Regions from separate parts of the Homo sapiens genome. Here region 2 is linked to region 1. A link is an interaction called in ENCODE POLR2A ChIA-PET data of the cell type or tissue named here. Cell type or tissue: endothelial cell of umbilical vein. All regions are shown on one strand. Links, peaks and the distances in the headings refer to the core of each region. The heading gives the core; the rest is flanking DNA.

Region 1 (10,133 bases), core at 3,855-7,854:
GCGGGGCAGGGCCACGTGGCCCCCGCCTGCCTTGGACTGTGAAGTAGGAGGGAGTCTTCAACCCAGAGGACCCGCCAGGGGACTGCTCTGACTGAGGGCGCCAGCCAGTTGACTACAAGAAGTCCCCCAAACCCAGGCCCTGGCTCCCAGGCAGCTTGGACTGTTCTAAGGGACTACCCCAGCTCCTCTCCAGAACACTCGGCCTAGACAAAAGCTTCGTCTCATAAAACTAAAAGCCAGGTGATGGGGAGTTGGGTGTAGTGTGTAGTGACATGAGCCTCAGGGGGCTGAGGCAGGAGACTCTCTTGAGGCCAAGAGTTCGAGGCTGCAGTGAGCTGCAACTGCACCTGTGAATAACCACTGTGCTCCAGCCTGGGCAATATAGCGAGATCCTGTCTCTAAAAAAACGAAACAAAACACAAAACTGAGTGATGTGGTGGTGACTGGAGTGTGTGTGTGTGTTTGTGTGTGTGTGTGGGACTGGGGGTCCATTAGGTGGAAGAAAAGGCCTTTCTCTGATACATCATCCCTGTTGAGCACCAATGAGTTACCCAGTCTACAGATGAAGAGACATGAGCTCCAAAAGGTGAATAATCTTTTTTTTAATTTTAATTATTTTTTGAGACGGAGTTTCACAGCAGGGACTACAGGCACGCTCCACCATGCCCAGCTAATTTTGCATTTTTAGTAGAGATGGGGTTTCACCATGTTGGCCAGGCTGGTCTTGAACTCCTGACCTCAGGTGATCCGCCCATGTCAGCCTCCCAAGTGCTGGGATTACAGGCATGACCCGGCATGCCTTGCCTTTTTTCTAGACAATGTCTCACTCTATTGCCCAGGCTAGAGAGCAGTGGCACAATCACAACCCACTGTGGTCTTGACCTCCTGGGCTCAATCGATCCTCCCACCTCAGCCTCCCAAGTAGCTGGGACCACTACACCCAGCTAATTATTTATTTATTTATTTATTTATTTTTTTGTAGATACAGACGTCTCCCTATGTTGCCCAGGCCGGTCTCAAACTGCTGGCCTCAAGGAATCCTCCTGCCTTAGCCTCCCAAAGTGCTGGGATTTCAGGCTTGAGCCACTGTGCCTGGCCTTGGGTAAGATTCCTCACCCCTTTTCTGGGGCTTGAGCCCAGGAGTTAGAGACCAGCCTGCGCAACATAGAAAGACCCCCATCTCTGCAAATAAATAAATAATTAAAAATTAGCCAGGCATCATGGTAGCTCATGCCTGTAGTTATAACTACTCGGGAGGCTGAGGCAGGAGGATCACTTGAGCCCTGGAGGTCGAGGCTGCACTAAGCTATGACCAAGCCACTGCACTCCAGCCTGGATGACAGAGCAAGACCCTGTCTCTTTTCTTAGAAAAAAAAAAAAAAAAAGAGAGATTGAGAGAGAGAGAGAGAGAATCTTACCTAAGATTCCCCAGCTGGTTACTGAGGTCTGACCCCAAAGCCAGGTTTTCCTGAGGGACACAGGACCTGTCCTGGTGTAACACGTGGCCTCAGACCCAGCACTTACGGGAGTTGAGGTCCTTTCCCTCAGCACCATCACCAAAGGTACAGCCATTCTCCCTTCACCTGGGTCAGAGTGGGCAACTGCAGGGGCATCTTCAATATCTCTGTCAAGTTTTCATAGCAGGCTTCCTGATTTTACTAGACTGCATTTGGATTCATTAGGGATGGGCCAGTGGGGGAGGATAGGAGAACGGCTGTGTTCAAAGCCTCAAACTATCCAAGAGGGGAGTCTGTAGTGTTTCACTGAATGTGAGCACAGAATCCTGGATTTAGGAACCCCTTATTAACACCCAGTCTTCCACAGCCAACCTAGTCTGGAGTGCTGACCTTGCTGGATGCGGTGGCTCACGCCTGTAATCCCAGCACTTTGGGAGGCCAAGGCAGGCGGATCACCTGAGATCAGGAGTTCGAGACCAGCCTGGCCAACATGGTGAAACCCCATCTCTACTAAAAATACAAAAATTAGCCGGGCGTGGTGGCAGGCGCCTGTAATCCCAGCTACTCGGGAGGCTGAGGCAGGAGAATTGCTTGAACCCAGCAGGCAGAGGTTGCAGTGAACCAAGATCACTGCACTCCACCCTGAGCGACAGAGTGAGACTCGGTCTCAAAAATAAAAAAACAAAAAAAAGAAGAAAAAGAAATGCCAACCTAGTGACAATAGTGCGCTTTATTCCGAGTGCCAATGCATGCCACAAGTAGTTGTTCATGAAATGTTTTCTCAATTGGATCGACAAAACTGGATTCCTGGTTTTGCCCTGAACTTGCAACAGGACAATAATGCCCACGCTGGAATGTTCCAGGCTAACTCCTCACCCGTCCCCAAGGCAGTGGCCACACAGGTCACACACACTCTCTGCAAGGCCCTGCTGGAAAACTCTGCCAAGGCGTTGATTCATCCGTTGGGCAGCTAGTGGGAGGGCAGAGTGGGTGGAGGTGATGGGGGCACAGCCACAGGATCTCACTGGGGCCTCACAGAAGCCTGAACACCGCACGGTGCCCTCTCTGGGGCCTCTTGGCTTGGAATGATGCCCCTTTCTTTCAAAGCATCACATATAGGACAGCAGGTCCCCCAGATCTCCCAGGGCCAGAGCCCCAGGTCAGCGGACAAGCCTCAGAACCCCTGAGCACTCAGTCATGTGCGTTTGTGCTACCATGACCCCAGGAGACCGGTTTTTGTTTTTTGGTGTTTTTGAGACAGGTTTCGTCCTGTCATCCAGGCTGGAGTGTAGTGGCGCAATCACAGCTCACTGCAGCCTCAAACTCATAGGCTGAAGTGATCCTCCTGTCTCAGCCCCCTAATTACTGGGACTACAAGTGTGCACCACCATGCCTGGCTAATTTTTGTATTTTTGGAGAGATGGGGTTTTGTCATGTTGCCCAGGCTGGTCTCAAACTCCTGGGCTCAAGGGATCCTCCTGCCTCAGCCTCTCAAAGTGCTGGGATTACAGGTGTGAGCCACCATGCCAGGCCCAGTAAATCAGTCTTATTCTACCAATTTACAGGCAGGAAACCAAGACTATGCTTAGAGGCTAGTGAGCCCAGGTCATCTGACTGTATACAGTGCTCTCTTCATGGACTTTGCTGCCTCTTGGCATTTGGCAGGTGGAATCTCGTTTCTGATTGCTTTATGAGGGCAGCATTGCCTTTCTCCAGTTACATCATCGACTCCCTAAAGCTGAGATTCCCCAGTGTGTCCTCATAACAGCTGGAGGCCCTAATAACCCACAGGAAATGGTAGTACTTCCCTTGACCATCACGTGTTACTAGCTTATACACATATACTCACGGCTCCAAATTAGTAACTTCTAAGCCTAAACGCTACCAAATGACCCAACTGAAAGCACCTCTCCTTTCATTATGAGACTGCAGTCAGAGAAGGGAGCAAGTTCTGCTGAGTGGACCTGGGAATTTAAAACTTGACTAGGCTCTGGAAGGCAGAGTGAGAGGTGGGAAACTGAAGGGGGCTTGCCTCTGGGCACCGCCAGAGATGCTGCATACGGGGGTGGGGTGGGGTAGGGTGGGGCTAACAGGGCCCCTCAGCTATTCCAGATGGGCTGGCCCAGCTCCTTTTCCAAATCTGAAACTTCCAAACCTGGTTTTCTTTGATATTTTTTTTCTTCATTTTGAACAAGCAGCAATGTTCATTGTCCATCACAGCTACTGATCATAACACTGGACTGTGAAGCAGACACATGCCCAGACATCACCAGCAGACTCTTTTTTTAAAAAAAAAAAAACAGGGCTTCACGCCCGGCTTTTTGAATTTTTTGTAGAGATGGGGTCTGTTTCCTAGGCTGGTCTTAAACTTCTGGGCTCAAGCAATCTGCCTGCCTCTGGCCGCCCAAAGTGCTGGGATTACCAGGCATGAACCACCGTGTGAATAATTGGGAGCAGACCCCAGGAATCTGTTCTGACAAATGAAGAGGGTTCTAATATCCCACTAGGATTATGAGCCACAACTACAGGTTTCCTACCATTTCCTGACCTAAAACCCCTGCTGCCCACTCCCCACCTCTTCATTTTTCAGACTTGGGACCTTCTGATTTTTCCTGAAGTCCCAAGGTTGTGGCTGAGGAAATCAGATGCAGGCTGCAGGCTCTTCTGAAACTGGTGGCAGGCCCTCTGGCAGACTCACCTCACCACCAACCTCACAGCGACAGAGACTGCCTGGTTATAAACTCTCCTCCAACCTCTGGGTGCAGAACAGAGCTGGGAGGTGGTGGTTCATGGTAGGTGCCCAGTAAACGTTTGTGGAAGAAATGAGCGTAGCAGCCTCTTCTAGTGGGTCAGCATGTCTCCTGATGGCTTAAACAGCTCCTGGCCAAGTGCAGTGGCTCACGCCTGTAATCCCAGCGCTTTGGGAGACCAAGGTGGGTGGATCACCTGAGGTCACGAGTTCGAAACCAGCCTGGCCAACATGGTGAAACCCCATCTCTACTAAAAATACAAAAATTAGCCAGGCATGGTGGTGCATGCCTGTAGTCCCAGCTACTTGGGAGGCTGAGGCAGGAGAATTGCTTGAACCCAGGAGGCGGAGGCTGTGGTGAGCCGAGATTGTGCCTCTGTACTCTAGCCTGGGCAACAGAGTAAGACTTCATCTCAAAAAAAAAAAAAAAAAAAAGAAAAAAAAGAAAAAGAAAAAGAAAAAAAAGAGAAACAACTCTTGGTTGTGCTGGTTCAGACTGGTGTGTAGCCTACACCTGCCCATTTCAGTTCACCTGAACTTCACAGGGTGTGTTGGGCTACCAGATCACTCAAATGTCAATCAACCATGGCCAAGCAGGTGTTTTAAGAGTCCCTATCTTGTCCTCGAGAGCCATCTATTCCTTTCCTCCGTTGTGACGTTTTTTGGACCAGGTTTGATTTCAGCAGCAGAGATGTTTCTTCTGAGCTCTACATATAGCCCTTGAAAATTAATTTTAAGGGTGTAATAAAATATTCACATACAATATTCCATATGCAAATGAGCAAGTGGATGACTCAAACACATGTCATTTTTACTTTGAATAGAAAACAGAATTTAGAGGCTGGGCATGGTGGCTCACGCCTGTAATCACAGCACTTTGGTAGGCTGAGCTAGGTGGACCACTTTAGGCCAGGAGTTCGAGACCACCCTGTCCAACATGGTAAAACCTTCTCTACTAAAAATACAAAAATTAGCTGGACGTGATGGCACATGCCTGTAGTTCCAGCTATTTGGGAAGCTAAGGAGGATCGCTTGAGCTCAGGAGATAGAGGTTGCAGTGGGCTGAGATCGCACCACAGCCCTCTAGCCTGGTCAAGAGAGAGAGATTCCATCTCTAATAAACAAACAAACAAAAAAACAAGAATTTATGACCAGGCGCAATGGCTCACACCTATAATCCCAGTGCTTTGGGAGGCCAAGGCAGGAAGATTTTTTGAGGTCAGGAGTTCGAGGCCAGCCTGGGCAACACAGGGAGACCCTGTCTCTACAAAAGTTTAAAAATTAGCTGAGTATGGTGGCACACATCTGTAGTCTCCCCTACTCTGGAGGCTGAGGTGGATTGCTCGAGCCCAGGAGTTCAAGCCTCAGTGAGCTATGATCACTCCACTGCACTCCCAGCTAGGCAAGAGAGAGAGACTGTCTCTAATAAAATTTTTTTTAAAAAATTAAAAAATAAAACAGAACTTAGGAATTAAAAAAAATTTGAAAGCCAGACTGATCCCATCTGAATGCCTTTCTGGCTTTCCTCTAACAAGCTCAAGAAAGGCAGCAGCGTGGGAACAGCACACATTCTGGGGACCAGCACTCTCCCTGTGAGACGAGCCTTTTCCAGCGCCGGCAGCTGTCTCACTAGCAATACATTTACACTAACCAAGAAAAGCAACATTCCAACTAGAACCCCCCTCCTCCAAAGGAATGCTATTCTTGGCAAGAGATCTTCCAAAGGAAACATCTGCAGAACCTCTGCCAGTAAGGTCAGGGGAAAGCTGAGGCAGCTAAAAACTTTTCAGTCCTAGGATCCAAGTCACAAGGGCTTAGCAATGGAACAGGATGGAAGCAAACCCAAGGGCAGATCCCTCTGTCTGAGTTCTGCAGCAGCCTCTGATGGGTTTTGCCAAAGCTGGAGAGAGGTCTCTATTTACCTGGTTGCTCAATCAAACCACAGGAGTCAATCAGGTCCCCTTAACAATTACACAGATGGGACTTGTCATTGAGTCACATCCAATCTAATTTTAAACTTTTGTAGGTCCTGCAGCAACAACTATGAAAATTCCTTTCCACATATTCAAGCCCAAATCCTTGTCCTAGCCCTTCCTCTTAACAGAGAACAAGCAAGCTGATGGGCAGACTTCCAGAGGAAGCTCGGTGGTGACAACTCCTGATTCCATAGATTAGGTTTTCCTTTCTTACATAACCCCCTACCTTCTGTACGGAGTGTATGTATTTTAGTCAAACTTGAGTTAGAAAAGAGGCGAGGAGCTGCTCAAGTATCTACGCTGAGTTCCTCAGATGACTGCATGTCAGTATCACACAATTTGATAGAATGGATTTAGGGCCACAGGAAAAAATGAGCCCTGAAATTAGGTTTTCAAAATCTAATTCAGAACTACTGTCTACTATGCAAATTCATGAGCTAAGTGAGAAAAAAACATGTTATTTAGGGATTCGATTCCTGGCAAAACCTGGGTCTCTCTTGACTGATCTAAAACCAAGTCATGATTCAAGAGATACTTAGTTCCAGGAGACAGTGTCACAGTGTCAGGAACCCTCTGTTCTGGGCTCTGAGAGGTTCAGATTGTATTCCACCATTCCTGATTCTAACCCAGTGCTCACCAGATCATTTGCTCAATTTAGATGGCTGAGCACATGCAGACGAAAGAAAGTTTTACATTTGTGAAGTATTGAGAACAGTGAGCTCACTTCTCCAGGTTCAAGGCGCAAGGACAGCCTGGAAGACGAGGGCTTCCCACACAACTAAACAGGAGGAATTCTCAGGGGTGGGCTGGAACATTTCTGGAACTGGGCCTCTTCCACCTAACAGGCTCTCATTATACCCTAAAGGCCCTCTGGAACCCACCTGAGATGGGTGCTGCAGACAGGCCCCACATATACACAGTTCTCAGGGGCAGGGCAGTATCTAGGTTCTTCTGTACTGACCCTTCCTATGGTCCTATGGAGCCAAAGATCGCTTTAGGTGCTGTATCAGTAAAAGGGGCATCTGTTAAGACTCCCCAGCTAGAATTCATGCTAAAATCCCCATACTAACATCCTCAGAGTAGAAGAGGAGGAAGAATCAGCCACCCTTCCTCAATACCCAGTGGGAAGAGGGGTGGGTATACACATGGTTATTGAGGTCATGTTTCATCAGCACAGCAAAAAGAACCAGGAAAAAACAAAGAAACCACCACAGACCTGGGGGTGGGGAGCCACAGAGTGCCGCAAGTCCAAGTCGGTATCTGGAAGGAAGGAGTCTACTCAGTTCTTCCTGCTCTAACTTGGGTTCAAACCTCCCACCTACATCCTCATCTCCAGAACAAGACACATGGATGCCAGTCACCTTAAAAACTAGGTTTCTATTTCTGGTTAGATTCTAGAGCAGTGGAACTCAGGAGTGATACTATACCCTACCCAGTCCCACCACAGCCTGCCTCCTTCCTCCCACAGAGATAACATTGTACAAAACTGTATTTACAAGAAAACCAATTAAAAATTAAGGGTGTGTGCAAAAGTAGACAGGAGAGTCAAGACATATCAATGCAGGGATGGCTTTGGGGAATGGGGGACTCAGGTTCTACACTGGAACCTGGGGTCATGTATCATGTACCAGGTGGGGAGAAGTGTAGCAAATCTCAGTGCCAATTTGAGGGGAAGCCAGTCATTCCAGGAGAAGAGCTGAGGGGAAAGAGCTGTTGACTTTCATAATGCAGTCTTAATTATCCAGTCACCCTCCTGCCACATGGCAGAAGCCAGGTGGCAGTGATGGTGGTGGGGGAAACAAAACACACAGTCTCTGGCAAGCCCCACCGGGAAAGGAGGGCTCAGAAGGCGTAGCGGGTCCGGATATCCTCGAGTTTCTTGGACACTTCGGGTGGGGTTCGGTCCAGTTCTTCAGAGACGTTCTTTTGTTTGTTGGGTTCCATGGAATTGAACTGCTCACAGAGGTCTCCATCAATCACATTCTAAGATATGGAGAAAGCAGAAAGAAAAAAAATGGTGAGATGCCCAAAGAAAATGGCACATGCTAAAGCAGCACTTGTAGGGAAAGCTGTTTTTATTTTTTAGTTTTTGAGACAGGGTCTCACCCTATCATCCGGGTTGCAGTGCAGTGGGATAATCTTAGCTCACTGCACTCTCAAAATCTGGGGCTCAGCCTCCCGATTGGCTGGGACCACAAATGTGTGCCACCACGCCCAGACCGGGAAAACTTTTTATTCTCCACTCGATACTTGAACCCCACTTGTAGATCCAGGAACACTATCTTAAGTTGACTCTTGGTACTCAGAGTTCAGATTGGCAGAAGCAGGTGAAGCCTTTGCTCTGGCTGTGGTCTGCCCTGAGGGGAGCACCCTCCCTGGTACTATTCCCATCAATCCACTCCCTGTGCTGCTCCTTTCTCAGATCTCCCTTTTCAGCTCAGATTCCCCCAACCTACCTTCACAGGGAAGTAGTAGGAGCGAAAGCTGAGGTGGTCCCGCCCACAGAGAGGGGGATGTTCAGACCGCAGGTGCATTTCCACATGCTGGAAGAAGTCATGGTCCTGGCAGAAGAAACAAAAAATCTGTCACTGAGAAGTGATTTCAACTAGTCTAGAGTTTCCACAAGCACAACGAACAGACAAGCCATTCATTTTTACTACACAAACACACGGGAAATATCTAATCACTTTCTGATAATCACAGGTTTTTCTGCTACAACACGATAGTTAAACCCCAAAAGGAGACCACATGTTGTCTGCAGTGCAAGAGAGAATGCCACACATAAAGAATGGTTTGTGAGGTCAGATTCCTGATCCCAGCTTCCTTGGCTGGAATAAAACATGCCAAACTCTGGCAAACCTAGAGTTGATTCCATATGGCAGTGTGTGCCCCAGGAGGGATCATCCCATCAATCCTGGCAATCCTAGTCTGTGGAGTCCAGTTCTAAAGCTCTGGGCTCAGGCTAACCTTGTAAACTCGCATCAGACTGAAGCAAACCCTGGGACACTATAAAAACAAACGGCCTGGCCGGGCGCGGGTGGCTCACGCCTGTAATCCCAGCACTTTGGGAGGCTGAGGCAGGCGGATCACAAGGTCAAGAGATCGAGACCACCCTGGCTAACACGGTGAAACCCCATCTCTATTAAAAATACAAAAAATTAGCCGGGCATGGTGGCGGGCGCCTGTATTCCCAGCTACTTGGGAGGCTGAGGCAGGAGAATGGCGTGAACCTGGGAGGTGGAGTTTGCAATGAGCTGAGATTGCGCCACTGCACTCCAGCCCGGGTAACAGTGAGACTCCGTCGCAAAAAAAAAAAAAAAAACCAAATGGCCTTCCCTGGGTGCGGGAGAATCAAGATTCCTATCTCCCCAAGTACTTCTGTCACTTTATAATTCCCAGAACATTATTAATTATATGTGGGGACAAATGAATTTGACCTCTTAGGTAGATCCAGCACCAAGAAACAACCTTAAAAGTCAAGGCCAGAGTAATGTGGGCGCTCTCACCTCATGGGACGTGAATGGCACAAGGATGCCAATTCCTCCAGACAAGGTGGTATAGACAAGTGATTCTGAGCCTCCAGGGATCAGCGTGGTCTTCTGCAAGGACAGCACCGTCTCCCCGACATGGTAGTTCATGATCACCTCTGCCTGTGAGTCACAAACAGACTAGTGACTGTGTGCACCCTCAGGAGCCTCCCTGGACTCCCAAGGGCAAGCAGTGCTCCCTAAGGCACATTTCATCATCTATTAACATCCAAAAATTATTATAGAGGCCAACGTGGGAGGATTGCTTGAGCCCAGGATTTCAAGACCAGCCTGGGCAACACAGTGAGGTCTCGTATACCCATACCCACAAAATCTGCCAGGTTTGGTGGCATGTACTATAGTCTCAGCTACTCAGGAGGCTGAGTGGGAAGGATCACTTGAGCCCAGGAGGTGGAAGCTGCAG
Region 2 (10,133 bases), core at 2,573-6,572, 61 kb before region 1:
TGTAGAGACAGGGTCTCACTATGTTGCTCAAGCTGCTCTCAAACTCCTGGGCTCAAGCAATCCTCGACCCCGGCCTCCCTAAGTGCTGGGATTAGAGGCGTGAGTCACCACGCCTGGACTCCTCTGTCTTGTCTTTCTGCATGTTTGCAGTGGGAACAGGGTCAAGCTCAAGCCCTTCGTCACGATACAAGCGGTGCTGTGTTCTTTCAACAGAAGGCACGTGACAACTGCACTCCACTCTTTGCTGATGTTGGCAGGCAATGCCACTTAATGCCTAGATCCATTAATTCACTGAGGGCTGCTAATTGTGATATTCTAATTCATCATCTCGCTTTCTGATCAAGCGTTTCCCCATGAGGCAAGCAGAGGCAGTAGCAGATCAACAGCTTTGCCAAGATGTCTGATATAAACGCAATATTGTGCTTTCCTCCTATTTCTGGCCTCTGCCTGAAATCAGACAGTCTCCAGGCCCGTGTAATTTGTTTTCAAATGCCTGCTTCTCAAACAAGATTGGCTGGGTTCTGGACGTGCATTTTCCCATTATGACCCAAAGACATCTGAATGAATTTGATCAAATACACTCCTGGATCCGGGCTGTACATTTCTGGTGGGTGCCACCTATCTGTGATCAATGTCACCACATCTGGAAAGCTCAGTGCCACACCATATCCCAAGGGCATCTCCCAAGCTGGAGTGTTCTCAGGTGAAATAAAACATGAAAATCCATGCCAGCTTTACAAGCCACAGAATCACCAAAACAGGGCAACGCCTTAGTCAGCATTTCCTAACTAAGAGCCAGGTGTCTACCACAACACCCCTGAACCAGATCTACCTACATGGAGATAGATTTCCCTGCATTCACTCACTTTTTTTACTTAAACCAGTTTATTTGTTTAAAAACAAACAAACTGGGCTGGTGCGGTGGCACACACCTGTAATTCCAGCATTTTCGGAGGCTGAGGCAAGAGGATCGCTTGAGCCCAGGAGTATGAGACCAGCCTGGGCAACATAGAGAGACCTAATCTCTACAAATAATTTTTTTTTAATTAGCTAGATGTGGTGGCATACCCACAGTCCCAGGTACTCAAGAGGCTTGACCCCGGGAGGTCCAAGCTGCAGTGAGCCGTGGCTGACACAGAAAGACCAGCCCGGGTGACAGAGAAAGGCCTTGTCTCAAAAAAATAATAAATAAGTATAAAATATCATGGGAAAGCATATGCAGATATTGGGAGGATAAGAAGCCACCAACCAGGGGACCAGAGAGAGAGTGGGGGGGTCAGAAGGCAGGAAAGTTTCCCCAGGGAAGGGGATGACTCCAGTTCTTTTCTTTTTTTCTTTTTTCTTTATTTTTTTTTTTGATAGGATCTTCACTCTGTTGCCTCAAACTCCTGGGCTCAAGATCCTTCTGCCTCGGTCTCCCAAGTTGCTGGGACTATAGGTGTGCACCACCATGCCTAGCTAAGTTTTACAGTTCTTTTGTAGAGACAAGGTCTTGCTAAGTTGCCCAGGCTGGTCTTGAACTCCCAGGCTCAAGTGGTCCTCCTACCTTGGCCTCCCAAAGTGCTGGGGTTACAGGCATGAGCCATCGCGCCCAGTCTGATTCCAGTTTTTAAACCTCCCAGAGAGCTCCCTCTGGTTGGAAGCAGGGCTAATTCAAAAGCAGCCCATGGCTTCTGGCAGAGTGCATGGGTCCACTTTTTACACTGATTTGTAGTATGGAGAAAGACCCAGAAATATACTCTAAAATAATTTTAAAGAAGACAACAAAGCTGAATGCCTGGGATATCCATTGCACTGCTGTTTACACTTGAAGCAAAAAACAAAACAAAACAAAACAAAAAAACCTGGAAACCACCTAAATGTCAAACCACAGAAAAGCAGTTAGCAAAATCTGAGAACTGGTATATACTGAGTGCTGACCATGTGCCGATTGCTTTAAATAGAGCATAGCAAAATAATTATACCTTTTTATCCTTGCAGCAACTATGAGAATCAAACCTCCCAGTCTCTGAAAAAAGTCAGATTCAAAGAAGACAGAGGAAAGAAGTCTCTTCAATCAACACTGGGGAAACTATCTGACATCCTTATATATGTATATAAAAAATTAAACTCAACCCTTATCTCATACCACATATAGAAATTAACTTGGCCAGGCGCGGTGGCTCACACCTGTGATCCCAGCATTTTGGGAGGTCGAGGGGGGGCAGATCATCTGAGGTCAGGAGTTTGAGACCTGCCTGGCCAACATGGTAAAACCCCGTCTCTACTAAAATATAAAATTAGCCGGGCCTGATGGTGTATGCCTGTAATCCCAGCTGGGGAGGCTGAGGCAGGAGAATTACTTGAACCCGAGAGGCAGAGGTTGCAGTGAGCTGAGATCACACCATTCCAGCCTGGGAAACAAGAAAATCATCTCAAAAAATAAATAATAAAAAGAAATTAACTTGACATGGACCATAGAATTAATTGTAAAACCTAAAACTTCTAGGACAAAATCTTGGTAACTTTGATTTGATTCTTATATATGACACCAAAAGCACAAACTGCTTTAAAAAATGGGGAAGGATCATCCATGCAAAGCTAGAGGCAAAAAGAAAAAATAAACTGAAAAAATTAAAAATGGGGAAGGGGCGGCCAGGCACGGCAGCTCACACCTGTAATCCCAGCACTTTGAGAGGCCGAGGCAGGCAGATCACGAGGTCAGGAGATCGAGACCATCCTGGCTAACACAGTAAAACCCCGTCTCTACTAAAAATACAAAAAATTAGCCTGTAGTCCCAGCTACTGGGGAGGCTGAGGCAGGAGAATGGCATGAACCTGGGAGGCGGAACTTGCAGTGAGCCGAGATTACGCCACTGTACTCCAACCTGGGCGACAGAACGAAACCCCGTCTCAAAAAAAAAATAAAATAAAATAGGGAAGGGGCAATAGGTGCTATTTAGAATCATGTTATGTTGTTATATTAGAGTATTCTTCTTCATTCTGTTTTGTTTTGTTTTTTGTTTTGTTTTGTTTTGTTTGTTTGAGACAGGGTTTCTCTCTGTTGCCAAGGCTGGAGTGCAGTGGCACAATCAGGCTCACTGCAGCCTCGAACTCCTGGGCTCAAGGCATCCTCCCACACTGCTAGGACCACAGGTACACTCAATCATGCCCAGCTAATTTTGTGTGTGTGTGTGTGTGTGTGTGTGTGTGTGTGTGTGTGTGTGACAGGGTTTGCTATGTTGTCCAGGCTGGTCTCAAGCTCCTGGTCTCAGCCTCCCCAAGTGCTGGGATTGTAGGCATGAGCCACGACACTATGTCAGAGTATTCATTTTTTACAGTTACTATCTATGTCAAGCAATGTGGATCTTCCATTTATGCTAGTGATACAAAGTTTCCTTTTTAAATAAATGTGGTTAAGTTTCTAGACTGTAAATGAACCAAAGGAAAACATGCAGGTATAAAATACAGACCCTGGGCCTGGCACAGTGGCTCACACCTGTAATCCCAGCACTTTGGGAGGCTGAGGCAGGGGGATCACTTGAGGCCAGGTGTTTGACACCAGCCTCAATATGGAGAAACTCTGTCTCTACTAAGAACACAAAAATTAGCTGGGCGTGGTGGCACACACCTGTAATCCCAGCTACTCAGGAGGCTGAGGCAAGAGAATTACTTGAACCTGGGAGGTGAAGGCTACATTGAGTTGAGATCATGCCACTGCACTCCAACCTGGGCAACAGAGCGAGACTGTCTCAAAAATAAAAATTAAAAAAAAAAAAAAAAGATACAGACCCTGAAGCTACACCTTTTGGGTTCAAACTCTGACTCCACCTTGCCTTGGGCAAGGTGAGGATCCTCTTTTGCCTCAGCCTCCCCATCTGTAAAATGGGCTTGATATGAGATTCTGACCTCAAAGGGCTATGTAAGGATTTACTGGATTTCTATATACAGAAAACTTAGAACATGAGCTGGCATACAGTACATGCTATCTTGGTATTTGCTATTGTTATAATTACTCACTCGTATTACTAATAGTAAAAAAATGGGTTTTGGAAAAACGTAGGCTTTTTCTTTTATATTTGAATCATTTCCCCTTTTGCTGTTGTTTTTGCACTATCAATAGAGGTCTGTGAGCAAAATACTTACTTGATTGTGAAAGAAGGCAAGAAAGAAACCCAGCGTGGGACCAGTCAATGGGACCCTTGAACACTGGAAACAGCTCCTGCTCAAGGAAGCTGCCGATGTTCTGCTGAAGGACTCCAGCTTCCGACCTCTGACCTCTGACCTCCAACCTCTGACCTGTGACTAGCAAGGGGACTCAAGAGCACAAGAACAGACTGTGGAGCATCCACACTGGTACTGGGACAGTAGACAAAGGGCCTCCAACAGGCCTTTGTGCTTCCTGAGAGCAGCAGGAGACAAAAGAAAACAAAGCAAAAACTAGCAGGGTAGGCTGCAGCAGCTGGAGGGTGTTTAGCTTGACAGCTCTGTGATGGAAACCTCTGCAGAGGGGTTATCCCCTCTATGGAGCAAAGAAAATATCTGTCGCCAAGAAAATCACTGTTTGAGTTCTCAGGATGCATGGTAATGGGGCCCTCCACGTTACCCTTGAGAGTATAAGCTGGGATTGTCATTTTGGAAGACTGGCGATTCTAACAAAGTTAAACACATACCTAGACTCTGACCCAGCAATCCCACTCCTAGAATTTAACCTAGAAAAATCAAACTCTATGGCCATAAGACGAATGACCAAGAATGCCTATTGCTGCTGTATTCATACTATGAATCATAGGCACTTCTAAAACTGAAAACCATCCAAATATCTGCCAACAGAAGACTGGACGTATGAACTGTGCCATAATCAGACAGTGGAATATTACTCTGAAATTAAAAGGAACTGCTGATCTGTGCAGCAACATGGATGAATCTCAAAAACATTATTTTGAGCAAAAGCAACCAGACACAAAAGCGTGCACACTACATAATTCCAGCTATTTGAATGCAAGAACAGGCCAATAAACTAATCTATGGTGATAGGTATCAGAACTGTGGCTATCCCAGGTGGCTGGTGGTGGTAAGGATCTGACTGGAAAGGGGCATTAGGGAACTTTGGAAATTTTTTTTTTTTTTTTTGATTCGGAATCTCGCTCTGTCGCCCAGGCTGGAGTTCAGTGACACGATCTCGGCTCACTGCAACCTCCGCCTCCTGGGTTCAAGGAATTCTCCTGCCTCAGCCTCCTGAGTACCTGGGATTATAGGCACGTGCCACCACACCCAGCTAATTTTTGTATTTTTAGTAGAGATGGGGTTTCACCTTGTTGGTCAGGCTGGTCTCGAACTCCTGACCTCAGGTGATCAGCCTGCCTTGGCCTCGCAAAGTGCTGGGATTACAGGCATGAGCCACTGCGCCCAGCCTGGAAATGTTCTATCTCTTCTTTGTTAGAGTGGTGGTCACATGGGTATATATAATTGTCAATAAAACATATCTGTACTGGGTTGAACAGTGCTGCCTGCCCCCAGTTCATATCTTACCTGGAATCTCAGAATATGACCTTGTTTGGAAACAGAGTATTTGCATACATCATTAGTCAAATTAGAGTGAGGTCATACCAGATTAGTAGGCCCAATACAATGACTGGTGTCCTGATAAGAAGAGAGAGATTGCAGGGCACGGTGGCTCACACCTGTAATCCCAGCATTTTGGGAGGCCGAGGCGGGCAGATCACTTGAGGTCAGGTGTTTGAGACTAGCCTGGCCAACATGGTGAAACCCCGTCTCTACTAAAAATACAAAAATTAGCTGGGCGTGGTGGTGCACGCCTGTAATTCCAGCTACTCCGGAGGCTGAGGCAGCAGAATCGCTTGAACCCAGGAGGCGGAGGTTGCAGTGAGCCAAGATCACGCCACCGCACTCCAGCCTGGGCGACAATGCGAGACTCTGTCTCAAAAAAAAAAAGAGAGAGACTCAGGGAGAAGACCACGTGATGATTGAGAAACTGCAGTGAGGTCCACAGGCCACACAGCACCAGGAATTGTACACCAGAACCTGGGAAGAGACAGGAAAAGATCCTCCCCTCAAGCCTTCACAGAGATCATGGGCTTGCCAACACCTTGATCTTGGATTTCTAGCCTCCAGATCTTTGACAGAATACATTTCTGTTGCTTTAAGCCACCAATTATGGTACTTTCTTACAGAAGCTCTGGGAAACTACTATACCACCCACCTGAACATTTAAGATTGTGTATTTTGGCCAGGCACAATGGTTCACACCTGGAATCCCAGCACTTTGGGAGGCCGAGGTTGGAGGATCATTTGAGGTCTGAAGTTTGAAACCAGACTGGGCAACATAGGGAGACCACGTCTCTAGAGAAAAAAATAATAATTTTTTTTAATTAGCCAGGCATGGTGGTGCTCACCTGTGGTCCCAGCTACTCAGGAGGCTGAGGCAGGTGGATCGCTTTAGCCTGGGAGGTCAAAGCTGCAGTGAGCCATGATCCTGTCACTGCACTCCAGCATGAGCAACAGAGTGAGACCCTGTCTTAAAAGAAAAAAAAAAATCAGTCTGGGCACTTGTAATCCCAGCACTTTGGGAAGCCAAGGAGGACAGATCACTTGAGCTCAGGAGTTTGAGACATGCCTGGGCAACATGGCGAAACCCTGTCTCTACTAAAAATACAAAAATTAGCCAGGCATGGTGGCATGCACCTGTGGTCTCAGCTGCTAAGGAGGCTAAGGTGGGAGGATCACTTGAGCCCAGGAGGTCGAGGCTGCAGTGAGCCATGGTTGTGCCTCTGCACCCCAGCATGGGTGACAGAGACGCTGTTTCAAAAAAAAATATGTCCTGATAAGACACATTTTAAGTAAGAATTTTATTTTAAGTAAGTTATACTCCAATTTTAACAATAGAAAATTGCTGGTTGGAAACAGCAAGCTGGTGACAAAGGCTCCAACCTGGCTCGTGCTTCATCAAATAAGACAAAACCCCCAAAAGAAGGCCAGCCCAATGCTACTCTGAATTCACCTTGAGAGGCAGTACTTGGCCACTGATCAGACAGATCCCTCCCCATAGCTCTCCCTTCTTGCTCATCTGTCACAAAAAAACTGTCCCTTCTGCCCACAGCAAAAATACCCCCTTCACTCTCTCAAACACAAACACCACATGGTCTCTGTGCAGCACCACCCCAGAGACCCACTTTGCAGATGCTCCATTGGAAAGCCACTGGCCCGCTTATAAGAGCACTCCCTTCCTTGGAGTTTAAGCCCTCAGGACCACCTGGTCAGGAGCCGAAAGCATTGGCCCAGCTCCTCTTCCCATTCATTCACAGATGTGTTCCCCAAAATGCCCACCTGAAGGAATCTTCAGCTCCATTCCTTTGGTTCCTATAGGCTAAACACCTACAAAAGGAGATTTTGTTTTTAACTTCATTATTTTGCTTCATGGTAGAAGCCTAGACCTTGAGAACAGGCCCGTCATTTGTCTAAGCACACCCTGCAGATATCTGCATGAGGATTAGGGTCAGCGAAGGTCAGAAATGGCCGCTGAATGCTAAGACCACCTGGCCCAATCCCTACAGCATGATCTCATCCCCACAGGCTCCTCCATATTCACTGGTGCTTACCATGTCCCAAGGAACTTTCAAGCATTAACTAATTGCCTCCCAACAAGGCTGGAGTTGGGAACTATTATCTTCTCTTTTTTTTTTTTTTTTTTGAGACAGGGTCTCACTCTATCACCCAGGCTGAAGTGCAGTGGCACGATCTCCACTCACTGCAGCCTTGACCTCCCCAGGCTCAGGTAATCCTCCTACCTCAGCCTCCCAAGTAGCTGGGATTACAGGTACACAACAGCACACTCAGCTAATTTTTTGTATTATAATTTTTTTTTTGTAGAGACAGGGTTTTGCCATGGTACCCAGGCTGGTCTTGAACTCCTGGGATCAATATTATTATCTTCTCTTACTGATGAGGAAATGAAGGACCAGAGGGATGAGGTAACTTGTCTGAGGTTACACACAACAGTAAGCTGCACAGCAGGGACCGTCTTAACCACTGGGCTATCCCGCCCAGTGTATACCTGCTTCTAGGGATTAAGTACCATATTCTCCAGTGACCAAGAACCTAAAGGTTTTTCTTTGTTACTGGCCAAAACTATTTTAACTTTTTTATTTTTCCACTCTTCTTGAGAAAAACTAGGGAAGTGAGTCCCAAGTTTAGTTTTATAACAGCCCAGAGACTCTAAAAGGTCATTGGGACATCCTCCAAAACATTATATAAACAAAGCTGAGTATAACAGGATAAAGATTCTTTGGTTTTGTTTTTAACATATTAAAAAAACATTTAATATGTTTTGTTTTGTTTTAAAAGTTAATAAAAACAAGAATAAATTGGAAAAGACTGTAGTTTTTTCTAACTCCATGGGAAAACCCAATTTCTATTCTCCCTGACAACAGAAAGGACTTTGAGCTGGGTTTCTCGAAGAGAATCAAACCAATAATTTACTGCAGGAAAGGAGACTTAGGCCTATGGGTACTGGCCCTGTCCATGTCCACAGACCATGTCCACAACAGTCCACAGTAGCTATTGGCTCAGTCAAAGGAGCTTCTCCAGCTGGGGGCACAAGACACTGGAAAAACCAAAGAGACTTTATTCCAAGAGTGCAAGGATGGTTCAATATAAGGAAACTTCTTAATATAACATAACACAGTCAGTCTTCTGCGTCCATGGATTTTGCATCTTCAGTTTCAACCAACCACAAATTGAAAATGTAGTTTAGGCTACCATATGATCCAGCAACTTCACTGCCAGGTATATACCCAAAAGAAAGGAAATCAGTATATTGAAGACATATCGGCACTCCCATGTTTATTGCAGCACTATTCACAATAGCCAAGATTTGGAAGCAAACTGAGTGCCCATCAGCAGATGAATAAAGAAAATGTGACCCGAGCTTGGTGGCTCACTCCTATAATCTCAACACTTTGGAAAACTGAGACCAGAGGATCACTTGAACCCAGGAGTTTGAGGCCAGCCTGGGCAACATGGCGAAACCCCGTCTCTACAAAAAAATATAAAAATTAGCCAGGCATGGTGGTGTGCCTGTAGTCACAGCTACTTGGGAAGCTGAGGTAGGAGGATCAATTGAGCCTGGGAGACTGAGGTTGCAGTGAGCCATGATTGCACTGATCATGCCTGGGTGACAGAATGAGACCCTACCTCAGAAAAAAAAAAGAAAAAAGAAAGAAGAGGAGAGGAGAGGGGAGGGGAGAGGAGGGGAAGGGAGGGGCCAGGCGCAGTGGTTCATTCCTGTAATCCCAGCACTTTGGGAGGCCGACGCTGGCAGATCACCTGAGGTCAGGAATTCGAGACCAGCCTGCCCAACATGGTGAAACCTCGTCTCTACTAAAAATACAAAACTTAGCCAGGCATGGTGGTGCACACCTGTAATCCCAGCTACTCGGGAGGTTGAGGCAGGAGAATCGCTGGGGAGGCAAATGTTGCAATAAGCAGAGATCACGTCAGTGCATTCCAGCCTGTGCGACAGAGAGACTCCATCTCCAAAAAAAATTAAAAAGAAAGAAGGAAAGAAAATGTAGAACATATACAGAATGGAGTACTATTCAGCCATTAAAAGAATGAGATCCTGTCATTTGTAACCACATGAGTTCATCATTATGTTAAGTGAAATAAGCCAGGCACAGAAAGATAAACATTACATATTTTCACTTGTATGTGGGTGCTAAAAATTAAAACAAACTCATGGAGATAGAGAGTAGAAGGACAGTTACCAGAGGCTGGAAGAATTGTTGCTGGGTGGGAGGAAGTGGAAATGATGGTTGGTTGGTACAAAAACATAGACAGAATGAATAAGAGCTAGTATTTGATAACACAACAGGGTGACTAGAGTCAATAATGTAATTGTACATTTTTTAATTACTGAAACAGTATAACTGAATCATAACACAAAAGATAAAAATGCTTGAGAAAATGGAGACCCCATGTACACTCATGTGATTATTAAGCATTGAATTCCCGTATCAAAATATCTCATGTACCCCATAAATATATATATCTACTATGTACGCACAAACATTTCAAATTAAAAAAAAAAAGAAAAAAATGTAGTGAGGTCTACAATGATTGTTTCTGTACTGAAC

The links. Peaks named below come from ENCODE experiments on the same cell type or tissue, not always from the same donor. Only the 100,000 strongest peaks of a DNase experiment are listed, where the experiment ranks them.
Region 2: POLR2A ChIA-PET joins it to region 1 with 11 read pairs; 8 of 35 experiments call an interaction of 5 or more read pairs at or near these places.

What each region holds. Positions count from the first base shown.
Region 1 is chr16:70,569,705-70,579,837 of GRCh38, reverse strand. SF3B3 (splicing factor 3b subunit 3) reads right to left here. Exons shown (of 26, transcript NM_012426.5): 24 at 9,689-9,832; 25 at 8,639-8,743; 26 at 2,170-8,165. The coding sequence ends at 8,025. Among named protein-coding and RNA genes, the nearest start is that of SNORD111, 37 kb to the right of the region's middle. RefSeq lists enhancers at 1-436, 4,097-4,166. In endothelial cell of umbilical vein, for the core only: no CTCF peak of the experiment used is centred there; DNase peaks (open chromatin) are centred at 5,917 and 7,387; H3K27ac peaks cover 3,797 bases.
Region 2 is chr16:70,629,659-70,639,791 of GRCh38, reverse strand. It overlaps a transcript of IL34 not described here. Among named protein-coding and RNA genes, the nearest start is that of IL34, 12 kb to the left of the region's middle. In endothelial cell of umbilical vein, for the core only: no CTCF peak of the experiment used is centred there; a DNase peak (open chromatin) is centred at 4,191; H3K27ac peaks cover 1,848 bases.